2 separate regions of the Homo sapiens genome follow, and region 2 is linked to region 1. A link is a contact called in ENCODE Hi-C data. All regions are on one chromosome and are shown on one strand. Each heading gives the region's core, a stretch centred on a gene start or an enhancer-like site at or near the end of the contact. The rest is flanking DNA. Distances are from core to core; before and after follow the strand shown. Region 1 holds the start of INIP (INTS3 and NABP interacting protein). Region 2 holds the start of CDC26 (cell division cycle 26).

Evidence for each region. Hi-C counts contacts between places; a loop is a spot of excess contacts on that map. Pooled maps may share reads with other maps.
Region 2: a loop to region 1 is called in a map of naive thymus-derived CD4-positive, alpha-beta T cell, with 34 times the contacts of the local background. The contact joins the promoter of CDC26 here to the promoter of INIP in region 1. A Hi-C loop is called at or near these places in 2 of 168 maps with a recorded cell type or tissue (CD4-positive, alpha-beta memory T cell and naive thymus-derived CD4-positive, alpha-beta T cell) and 12 of 50 pooled maps.

What each region holds. Positions count from the first base shown.
Region 1 is chr9:112,713,097-112,719,411 of GRCh38, forward strand. It overlaps INIP (INTS3 and NABP interacting protein), which reads right to left and starts at 5,021. Exons shown (of 5, transcript NM_021218.3): 1 at 4,891-5,021; 2 at 3,365-3,445. The coding sequence starts at 3,389. RefSeq lists an enhancer at 4,603-4,702 and a silencer at 5,073-5,232.
Region 2 is chr9:113,274,316-113,280,332 of GRCh38, forward strand. CDC26 (cell division cycle 26) reads right to left here and starts at 1,257. Exons shown (of 4, transcript NM_139286.4): 1 at 1,067-1,257. It overlaps PRPF4 (pre-mRNA splicing tri-snRNP complex factor PRPF4), which reads left to right and starts at 1,343. Exons shown (of 14, transcript NM_001244926.2): 1 at 1,343-1,455; 2 at 2,233-2,410; 3 at 4,630-4,816. The coding sequence starts at 1,429. RefSeq lists enhancers at 368-1,223, 991-1,330.

The sequences.
Region 1 (6,315 bases), core at 3,771-6,270:
AAACAACTTGCTAATAAAAGAAATAACCCAATTTTTAAAAAATGAGTAAAAGATTTGAACAAATACTTCATAAAGGAAGATTTACAATGGCCAATAAGTACAACGAAAGTGCTCAGCATTTGTCATCAAGGAAATGCATTTTAATACTACAATGAGATACTACTTCATACATTCTAGAATGGCTAAAATTAACGACTGACAACACTAAATGTGAATCAACCAGAATATTCACATATTGCTGGAGAGAATATAAAACAGTACAAAGAGAGCTCTCTTCAGAAGCGCATATACTAAAATAATAAAATGGTACAAGTGGCCCAGCATGGTGGCTCATGCCTGTAATCCCAACATTTTGGGAGGCCGAGGTGGGAGGATTTCTTGAGGCCAGGAGTTCAAGACCAGCCCAGCCAACAAAGCAAGACCCTCTCTCTACAAAAAATAAAAACATTAGCCAGGCATGGTGATGCATGCATGCAGTCCCACCACTTTGGAAGGTAGAGGTGGGAGGATCACTTGAGCCCAGGAGTTTGAGGCTGCAGTGAGCTTCATCCACCTCAGAGCCCAGCCTGAGCAACAGAACAAGACCCTGTCTCTTAAAAAAAAGGTATCTGAGGCCGGGCACAGTGGCTCATGCCTGTAATTCCAGCACTTTGGGAGGCCGAGGCAGGCGGATCACCTGAGGTCAGGAGTTCGAGACCAGACTGGCTAACATGGTGAAACCCCGTTTCTACAAAAAAATTAGCCAGGCGCAGTGGCACGCGCCTGTAATCCCAGCTACTCAGGAGGCTGAGGCAGGAGAATCGCTTGAACCCAGGAGGTGGAGGTTGCAGTGAGCTGAGATCACGCTATTGCACTCCAGCTTGGGCAACAAGAGCAAAACTCCATCTCAAAAAAAAAAAAAAAAGTACCTGCAAAAGAGACTTATAAATGCTCATAGCAGCTTTATTCACAACAGCCAAAACTGAGACAACCCCAAAGTTTACAAACAGAAGAATGAATAAACAAAATGTGATAAAGTCATACCATGGAATACTACCCCACAATAACAAGGAATGAACTACTGATCCATGCACAATATGGATGAATCTCACAGACAGTATGGTCAATGAAAGAAGCTGGACCAAATGAGTATACACTTTAAGAGTCCATAAGTTTAAGACAAAACCAAGATTAAAAAAATCAGAACAGAGATGAGTAATTTAAAAATATGAAGATGGGTCAAACATACATAGAGTCAAACAGGAATTCAGACTTGATACAGAACGGAAATAGAGGCGTCCTTCAAGTAGTTAAGTGGTTAACTACTTGCCAAGTGAGATTCAATACTTTATAGAGAGTAAATTTTACTTTTATACAAATTTTAAAATAAAAACTCCTTGATAGCAGCAAATGTGTCTGACTTGATTTGTTTTGGAGCTATCTTAACACAGGTGAAATGTGTACAAAAGTTTTTACAGCAATGAAGATAAAGGCACAGATAATGTGTGATGACAATAAAACTTCTTTAAAAGTGGTTCTGATTTCAAGTAAAAGAGCAAGCGAACATAGATGTCAGAAGAGGCCATAAGGTGAATAATGTGAATACAATTTCAATGTAAATAATCTTAAAATAGATTAAAATATAAGATTAATAATATAAAGGATGTTGTATATCTGATCCAATGTCAGATCTACCATCATATGTTGCTTAACAACAGGGATACATTCTGAGAAATTCATTGTTAGGTGATTTTGTGTTATGCAAACATCAGAGTGTACTTACACAAACACAGATGGTATAGCCTACTACACAACCTAGGCTGTACGGTACAGTCTGTTGCTCCAAGGCTACAAACGTGTACAGCATGTTACTGTACTGAATAGTGTAGGCAACTGTAATACAATGCTAAATATTTGTGTATCTCAACATAGAAAAGGTACAGTAAAAATATGGTTTAGGGAACACTTATTCTATTTTATGAAATGAAGTGTTGCCTGATTCTAGAATCACAAATAAAGCCAATTGAGATCTTAAAATACACACATACATACATACATACACACACACACACACACACACACACACACACACACACACACACACGGTTTAAAAGACAAAAAATGGTATACCTGTATAGGGCATTTACCATGCATGGATGCATGGAGCTTTCAGGACTGAAGCTGCTCTGGGTGAGTCAGTGAGTGAGTTGTGAGTGAATGTGAAAGTCTAGGACATTACTATATAGTACTGTATACTTATAAACACTGTACACTTAGGCTGCACTAAATTTATTCAATTTTTCTTTCTTCAATAATACATTAACCTTAGCTTACTGTAACTTTACTTTATAAACTTTTAAATTTTTTTAACTTTTTGACTTTTGTAATAACACTTAGCTTAAAACACAAAACACTGGGCCAGGCACAGTGGCTCATGCCTGTAATCCCAGCACTTTGGGAGGCCAAGGCGGGCGGATCACCTGAGGTCAGGAGTTTGAGACCAGCCTGACCAACATGGAAAAACCCAGTCTCTACTAAAAATACAAAATTAGCTGAGCGTGATGGCGTGTGCCTGTAATCCCAGCTACTCGGGAGGTTGAGGCAGGAGGATTGCTTGAACCTGGGAGGCAGAGGTTGCAGTGAGCCAAGATCATGCCATTGCACTCCAGCCTGGGCAACAAGAGCGAAATTCCATCTCAAAAAAAAAAAAAAAGTATTTTATTTATATCTTTATTCTAAAAGTTTTCTATTTTTAAAATTTTTAATTTTTTTTACTTTTTAAACTTCTTGTTAAAAATGAAGACACAAACAAACACATTAGCCTAGGCTTACACAGGGTCAGGATTATCAAGATGTCACTTAGGCGATTGAAATTTTTCAGCTCCATTACCATCTTATGGGACCACCATCCTATAAGCAGTCTGTCATTGACCTAAACATCATTATTCAGCACAAGTGTATTTCAAATTTAGAGTTTTACTTTGATGTTCTTCTTTTTTTCTTTTTCTTTTTTTTGAGACGGAGTCTCACTCTGTCGCCCAGGCTGCAGTGCAGTGGTGCAATCTCGGCTCACTGCAACCTCCGCCTCCTGGGTTCAAGAAATTCTCCTGCCTCAGCCTCCCTAGTAGCTGGGATTACAGGTGCCCGCCACCATGCCCAGCTAATTTTTGTATTTTAGTAGAGACGGGGTTCCTGACCTCAAGCAGTCCACCCGACTTGGCCTCCCAAAGTACTGGGATTACAGGCGTGAGCCACCGCTCCCGGCCTGCTATTCATTTTTTAAATTCTGGCTACAGTAACTGCCCTATGCTAAATTTTCTCTTATTCAAATACATTTACTATATTGGGGAAATGTTCATAGTAAAGAAATTCCTGCTGTCATTACCTTGTCCTGAAGAGTTTGCTGCCATTTTCCTATTTTGTTTCAAGTATGTCCAGTGGCAATTGGTCAGCACTTCACAATCACCTATAAAATATGTGTACACACATATACAATGCACCATATTTTAATCACAAACTAAAAGGAACAGCTAGCCTCCTTACAATGAAATGTTTGCTGTTTCTTAATCTCTTCAGAAAGATACATTTGTGCCGGGCGCGGTGGCTCACGCCTGTAATCCCAGCACTTTGGGAGGCCGAGGCGGGCGGATCACGAGGTCAGCAGATCGAGACCATCCTGGCTAACATGGTGAAACCCAGTCTCTACTAAAAATAAAATTAAAAAAAAAAATCAGCCGGGTGTGGTGGCAAGCGCCTGCAGTCCCAGCTACTCGGGAGGGCGAGACGGGAGAATCACTTGAACCCGGGTGGCGGAGGTTGCAGTGAGCCGAGATCGCGCCACTGCACTCCAGTTTGGGCCACAGAGCGAGACAGCGAGACTCGGTCTCAAAAAAAAAAAAAAAGAAAAGAAAGAAAGATACATTTGAAATGTACACAGACTGAAACAAATGTAAACTCTGCTAGTGCCTCAAGCATTTAATTAAATACGGCATTGTTTATTCTTGCAGATGTTCATACCATTTAGCATTACTGTCTTTAATAAACGTCATTAGGTTGTATTTACCAAATATATCAACCAATTGATAGAGTCAATATAATCATGGTGCTAGGAAGAAAAATCATTCATCTATGGTGTCTCTGCATTCGTCTAAAACACATACCCAAAAACTACTGTGTACACTGAAAGCTAAAAAAGGTAAAGGAGTACTGTATCTGCTCTGCACCATACACTGTGTAACATGCTCGAAATTAGTTCCTTTATTTATTTATCACCATTTTATAGATGAGGAAACCGTACCCAGGGTCATAGAGCTAGTAGGAATTATTTGGGCTGCTGGTTTCCAAACTTCGTGCTTTCGTACTAAATCCTGGGGAGATCCAAGATGAGCAAGACCCTAATCCTGCTTTCAGAAGGGAAAATAAAGTCTTATTCAAGCAACCATACTATTAATTAAAAAAAAAAAAAGCTTAACAAACCCGCTCTTTAAAAGGTGGGCACAGTGCCGGAGGCAAAGAATTGATTTCATTGGCAGCAAAGAGTGATGCCTTAGTCTAGGGAGCCCGGGAAAGACACAAGGGATAGAAAACAGACACCGGTTTTTAGTAAATGAATCGTTAGGTGTCTCCAGCGGCTGAAACACAGAGCGAGCAATGCGGGGTTAGGACTGGAGGACAACAGGGCCATCTTGTGACAGGGTAGACTGGCGTGCCAGAAAGGTCCCTGCCTACGGATGTGCAGAGCCGGCTGGGCCCGGGCTGTGAACGAGACGAAGGAAGCAAGTAGGAGCCAGAAATGTTAGGTGGCAAGGTCGGAAGGGAGGTCGCTGCCTGTAGCAACAAAGACGGCGGCGACAGGTTAGCACCGGAGCCACACTTTTCTATTGCCCGGTGCCTCCAGACTGTCGTACTTACCTGGGACCCGAGGACACCGGGACCGCCTCTCCTTACAATCGCTGCTCTTAAAGGGGGCGCGACCACTTAGGCAAGAGGAGCTCAACTCGCGGCACTACAACCTTCCCGCCCCCGCTGCGCTTCCGCCTCCTGACTGACGTGCGCCCCAGGGAGCGGAAACCCCGCCTCCCGCCGGGACCCAACGGCCACCGCCCGTCGTGATTCGCACTTTAGCGGCCACCTCAGTGCAGACGTCACTTTTTTTTCCAAAGAGTGACAGTCGAAGAGGCTCACGGGAGATGCAAACGGTACTTTTGGGGGCTGGGCCAGGGTGGGGCGTGGCCCGGGGCGGGGGAGGGGCGGGGCTGCCAGGCAGGGGCGGGACGGAGAACACCTGGGTCCCTAGCACCAAGACTGGCTTTTTATTCATTGCCACCGCCTGGCCGGTCTTGCGACGGTGCGAGTCCACCTCGGCTGGGCCTCGGAGGAGGGGCGACTCTAGAAGCTAAACTCGCTTTCGAGCTTTAACAACCATCTCGGATTGCGCATCCGCACACACACACACACACACACACACACACACACAAATTCAGGAATATTTTTTGTCTACAGTTTACATAATTATACACAATGAAAGCACTGAATATGGAGGATTTTTATTACAGTGCAATAATCTGCATTTAAGAAGTGGATGTGCCACATCGCAGAACACCAAGTTGCCACTAGTGGGATCACCTGCTGCCCACCTGATTCCAGCACAGTAGATAGCTACACATTTGAATTAAAAGGTAATCGTATATTGACATGTGTTCAAATTGCACTCTTTTTAATTTAAAAAAATATTTTTTATGGTGACAGTGTCTCGCTTTGTTGCCCAGGCTGGTCTTGAACTCCTGGCCTCAAGGGATCTGCCCACCTCAGCCTCCCAAAGTGCTGGGATTACAGGCGTGAGCCACCTGCCCTGCTTAAAATTGCAGTGTCTTAATCTCTTCCGAAAGATACATTTGAAAAACGCACAGACTTAAATCACAAATGTAAGCTCCCCAAGCGCCTCAAGCATTTAATTAAATAGAATGGATAATGAATTTGAACATATGTTTTTAATAATTGATGTTTGCTCAAGAGTAAAATGTTTATGATGCACAATTTTCTTGTGCATGGATCAATGACTGAAATAATCGTTTCAATATCAAGTATTTATTTACTGAAAACCAAGCATGTATTTACTCTATACCAAGCAGCTATTGAGTGCCTTCTACAATGCGAGGTGCTTCCTGTGCATCAGCTCTGGTCCTGCTGTTCCCTGATTTATATTTGAGACTCATGTTTCTTGCTCTATGTCAAGTAGCGAGCTAAGATTCAAATTTAAAGATCTGCCAGATGCTAAGGCCTGAGTTCTTAAATCTCACACATTGCCTCTGCTCTGGAGGAATGAATTCCTCTGAG
Region 2 (6,017 bases), core at 7-2,506, 560 kb after region 1:
TAAGGACTGTGAAGTATACAAAGGAAGAAATAGTTCCTTCTCCCATGAAGCTTAGGATACTACAGGTGATATTATCAACACAAAACACTGGCACATTACATTTCAAATTCCTTTGTACTAAATCAGGCATTATCTTCTACCAGATTCCAATGCAGACAAATGGTAGAGAAAGCCAAAGTTCCAAAGAGGGAAAGAGAGGGATAGGGATACCTAAAAGGGGGAAAAAAAAATCTATACATTTTACCTTTTCTGCAAACTGCAAAAAACTGGCCACTAGGGAGCAGTATAGATTAACAGTTAAAAGTGCTGGCTGTAGAGGTTAAAGGGCACAGGTTTTAATCCCACTACACCACCGATCCTGAACAATTCGTTTCATTTCTCACTAGACCTTAGTTCCCTCATCTGTATCCTACTCTGCTGTTGTAGGAAGTCAATAACGTAATACAGAGTAAGCTCTTGGAATATTATTTGGCATTTAATAAATGTTCAATAAATAACATCTATTATTGCTGTAATTGTTCTAGGGGGTTGCATGAGGATCTGGCCAGCTAGGGAAACGTCAATATTTTGAGGATCTCCCACCGCCCATGTGGGGATAAAAACCTTATCCTGTTCGTCTCTAATGCCCCAGCATCCAGCAGGGCAGAGAGACGTACAGAGTTACCTGACACCTTCCTATCCATCATCTTACTCTCAATCTGATACAAAGACCAGGCTGAAGACAAATCAACAAAATCAGGCCGAAGCTCCTCCGCCGGGTCTTTATTTGACTTTGGCACTAGCGGGCTCTTCTAGCTTAATCTCCCGCCGCAGCCCAAATCCACCGCCGAGCCATCAAGCTCAGAGGGGGAGCCTGGGAAGACTTCCGGACCATGGAGGAGAACAGTCCTCGTCCCCTAGCTCCAGGCCTGTACCTCGGAGCCCAGGCAAGGGTTTCTATGGTAACATGGTCCTCGGCTCCAAGAAGACGTAAACGCCCCCGTACGCCCGGGGGGCACAGCGGACCCCGGAAGCCCTTGACTCGCTCCAGAGTTCAGCCCCGAGCCGCGCGAGTCGACTCACCTACCTCTTTTCAAGCCGGCCTAGCCCCTTCCCGGAACCTCGGCTCCCCCCCAACGAAACTACTGCTAAGCCAACTGGACTACACTTCCCAGACTGCTTGGAGCCTCTCTCTCCGCAGAACCTCGTCTTCCGCGAGCTTTTCCTGGAGGTTCTAGGAGGGATGCCCCTCAATGCCACGACGCCATTTCCTACTACGACTTCCATCATGCTCCGCGCCGCTCCGGGGGCGGTGACCCCTCTTGGCCCACGTCTTGTCAGTGACGCACTTCCTGTCAGTGACGCACTTCCCCTCTGCTGGGCGCGCGGTGGACGGTCTGAAAGGGAGTGTTCGGGTTTCGCTGGGGCCTCGCGGCTCCAGAGCCCAGCATGGCTTCCTCGCGAGCCTCTTCCACGGTACAGAGCCCGGGATCCCAGCTCACTCTGGCAGGGAGCGCTAAGGGGGAAGGGGATCTCTGCGGGAAGGGGCCGTTAAGGAGCGGGAGAAGGCGGTGGAGGGCTGAGGAGGAAGGCTGCGGGACTCAGCGGTGTCCTACACAGCGGACCACCGTTTTCCTGATCCCTAAGCGCTTTCGTGGACTGTAGCTTATTTGCACCTCTCCCACTACAGCCCCAAAGGGCAAGCATCTCTTCCGACTCATCCAGTAACGGTGCTCTGAAATAGGGAAGTGTCTTGGCCAAGGTTTATGCCTTTGGCAGATCTCAGAATTTTAATGAGACCTACTAACTCCTACTACCTCACGTCTAGGAACGTTTGAAATGTATACACTTGTAATGTTGTAACTTGTTATCCTTTAGCACCGCGTTGGTTATTTCATCTATCCTTAGTATTTCCCCAGTGATAAGCAGTAATCCGGGAAGCATAAAACACGAGATTGAACACTTCCAACGGAATGAAGTAAACAGATTTCAGAGCAAACCTTTCATAGGAAAATACCCGAGAGAACCTCACTAGTTTTATTAATCCCATCAACCAAAGTGAGGGACTGAAACACCCTCACCCTACCTTCACCTCCTCAAATCAATGAAGAGCGTCTTAAGTAGTGTCCAATTTGTCCTTTCAATTACAGAGGAAACAGGACTGTGAAACTCAGGGTGAGCTTCATCCTCTGGTGAAGTCCGGTAAATTGCCAAGATTAAACCTTAGTTTAATGCAGATCTTTGATTTAGCAGGCAACCAAAACTAAAGCACCCGACGACTTAGTTGCTCCGGTCGTGAAGAAACCACACATCTATTATGGAAGTTTGGAAGAGAAGGAGAGGGAGCGTCTGGCCAAAGGAGAGTCTGGGATTTTGGGGAAAGACGGACTTAAAGCAGGGATCGAAGCTGGAAATATTAATATAACCTCTGGTAAGATGCAAATTGTGAGCCCATCTTTACCTCTTTGTGTAATGAATACCTTTCTAAACTTAAATACCACAGTTTTATAATGTCAAAAAATTACAATTTTTTTTTTTTTAAACAGAGTCTCGCTCTGTCGCCAGGCTGGAGTGCAGTGGTGCGATCTTGGCTCACTGCAACCTCCGCCTCCCGGGTTCAAGCAGTTCTCCTGCTTCAGCCTCCCGAGTAGCTGGGATTACAGGCGCACACCACCACGCCCGGCTAATTTTTGTATATTTAGTAGATATGGGGTTTCACCATGTTGGTCTGGCTGGTCTCAAACTCCTGACCTTGTGATCCGCCCGCCTCGTCCTCCTAAAGTGCTGGGATTACAGGTGTGAGCCACTGTGCCCGGCAGAATTTCAATTCTTAAACTTGCAGCTATAAGGCTGTATTTTGCCTACCCCCTTATTATCATGCAGAGAGCCTTTTTCTTACAATCTGTTATATAGTTTTTCTTCTATGAGTGAGCAGTCTTATCAAAAATTCAGTGTACATTTGGATTCAGATTGATTCCATTTGTCTTCTGGAGATCTAACATAGTTCTGGCATTGGTTTGCAGCTAGAGTGGTTCATGATATTCTCCCTTTTGAAGTTTTGTAATTATTTTTTACCCAAAGTGAAATCTTTTTGTGTGTGTGTGTGTGTGTGACAGGGTCTCACTCTCTTGCCCAGGCTGGAATGCAGTGGCGTAACCTTGGCTCACTGCAACCTCTGCCTTTTGTGTTCAAGGGATTCTCCTGCCTCAGCCTCCCGATTAGCTGAGATTACAGGTGCCCGCCACCACACCCAGCTAATTTTTGTATTTTTAGTAGAGACTGGGTTTCACCATGTTGCCCAGGCTGGTCTCCAACTCCTGACCTCAAATGATCCGCCCACCTCGGCCTCCCAAAGTGCTGGGATTACAGGCGTGAGCCACTGCACCTGACTGAGCTATCTTTTTTTATTATAAAAGTAATAGTGGCCAAGCCTGGTGGCTCACACCTGTAATCCCAGCACTTTGGGAGGCTGAGAAGCGGGAGTCTGGCTTGAGCCCAGGAATCCAAGACCAGCCTGGGCAAATAGTGATACCCCATCTCTACAAAAAGTAGAAAATTAGCTGGGCATGGTGACACGTGCCTGTATTCCCAGCTAATTGGGGTTCTGAGGTGGGGGTTCAAGGCTGCAGTGAGTCATGACTGTGCCACTGCACTCCAGCCTGAACAACAGAGCGAGACCCTGTCTCAAAAAAAAAAGTTATTTTCTTTTAAAAGATCAATGTATAAATGTGTGAAGTAGAAAATCCTGTATTTTTAAAATTAATTGATTGTATATCTTTCTGAGAATTTTAATACAGCTAAAAAGTATGTAATTTTTTCCATAAATGAAAACACAATACGTAAATTGTTGTATAACCCCCATTTTTCATTTATATACCATTGAGGATATCTTTCCATGTCAGTAATGAGAGGTCTACTATATTTTAAAAATAAAATTATGCATATTTGTCCTAAGAAATTCAGACAATGCCAAAGGGCATAAAATGAAGACTCCTCTGCAGTAGGGACATCTGTCAGGTTTCTTATTGATCCTCCCACACATTTTCTAAACACATGCACTGTAGCCTAGTGACTTTTTAAACTTTTAATACTGTTTTTAAACATAACGTCACCACTGTACCTCTCATTTTTTATCACACTTGTATTTTGGTGTGGGTTTCAAAACTATTGCTAGATTATCCAGAAATCCTTATAGTTGTGGAACTCTCATTTTCCTGGTAATTATTTGCAGTTTAGTAGTTAATGATTTGTTAAGTATCCCTATACTGGGTCTCCTTTCGAGAATAAATAGCTTTGGCTGTTGTTACAATAATGTTTCTGTTACATCTTCTGGATAGACAGCCTAGTTAACTCATTTGCAAAAGATGTTCTGTACTCTTACTTGCTGGTCTCAGCCAAAGTGTGTGTTTATATAGGCACAAAGTTAATAAATGAAACAAGAGGTGGCTTGAACCATTTTCTTGCCTTTTGAAGCTGTGTCATTTAGGTTTATGTGTTTGGCATAATTTAATAAACTGAAAAACAGTAAACTATAAAATGTGTAATAGACAGTTACTTTTCCCTCAGGGCATACACAGACTGCAATTACTAGAAATTATTTCTCTCTATTTGAAGAAGATCTGCTGATGTTGCCTGTTTTCTTTTTAATAGGAGAAGTGTTTGAAATTGAAGAGCATATCAGCGAGCGACAGGCAGAAGTATTGGCTGAGTTTGAGAGAAGGAAGCGAGCCCGGCAGATCAATGTTTCCACAGATGACTCAGAGGTCAAAGCTTGCCTTAGAGCCTTGGGGGAACCCATCACACTTTTTGGAGAGGGTCCTGCTGAAAGAAGAGAAAGGTTGCCTTTCTAAATATTTACTTTTTTTCTTTATTATAATCACAGGGTTCTACTCCAAATTTTGGTTGATCATTTAGTTGAACTTTAATAGAATGTCTCAAATCATGTTAACAATATCTTACTGTGTTTATATGAGTTAGCCCATAATCTGTCTTAGGCCAATTTTTACCGCACTATTAATGTTTCTTTTTTGTGTTTGTTCGTTTTTGTTTTGTTTTGTTTTGTTTTGTTTTGTTTTGTTTTGTGTTTTGAGACAGAGTCTTGCTCTGTCACCCAGGCTTGAGTGCAGCGTCGTGATCTCGGCTCACTGCAGCCTCCGCCTCCCGGGTTCAAGCGATTTTCCTGCCTCAGCCTCCCAAGTGGCTGGGATTACAGGCACCTGCCACCACATTTTTCTTTTTTGTATTTTTAGTTATTTTTTATATTTTTGTATTTTTAGTAGAGACAGGGTTTCACCATGTTGGCCAGGCTGGTCTTGAACTCCTAACCTCAAATGATTTACCCACCTTGGCCTCCCAAAGTGCTGGGATTACAAGCGTGAGCCTTCGTGCCTGGCCCGTTTTTCTTTATAGACTTGGAAGAGGGTGCTAACATGCTCCCTTGCCTCCCCTCCCCAGTGCGAGTTTTGAATTGGATAAACATTTGTTGTTGGGCTTTGAAAATTGAGACATCAAATGCATTCCATATCAATGACATAGAACAATGATAAATGTTTCTTGGATTTTATTGAAGAGGGGTACCATCCTCAGATAATGCCCTCTTGTTATTTGCAGGTTGCGAAGTCTTAGTTGTGGTCTAGTCACACACAATTATGAGGAGCCCCTCTGGTCTCTCTGTCCACTGTCTCATCTACCCTTCATCATCCAGCTTGTTGGAAGGGTTTTTTCTATTACTCCCTTGAGGTCCTTACCCTTATTTACTCTTCAACCTGCTGCAAACTGACCAACCCCTACCACATTAAAATTGCTCTTTGTTAAGATCACCAATCCACCTTTACTAAGAATAGCCCTAGTATACTGCCAGCCACTCCTCCTTGAAATACTCCCTCCTTGAACTACTCCCTTTCCTTCACTCTCCTAATAACAAATCCTCTTGATTTTCCTCTTCTCTCACTAGCTAATTCTTCTCACTTACCTTCTAAACCTCTTTTTCTCTGCCTGCCCTTTACAGGCTGCCTTTTTCTCTACTTGCCCTTGGTGAT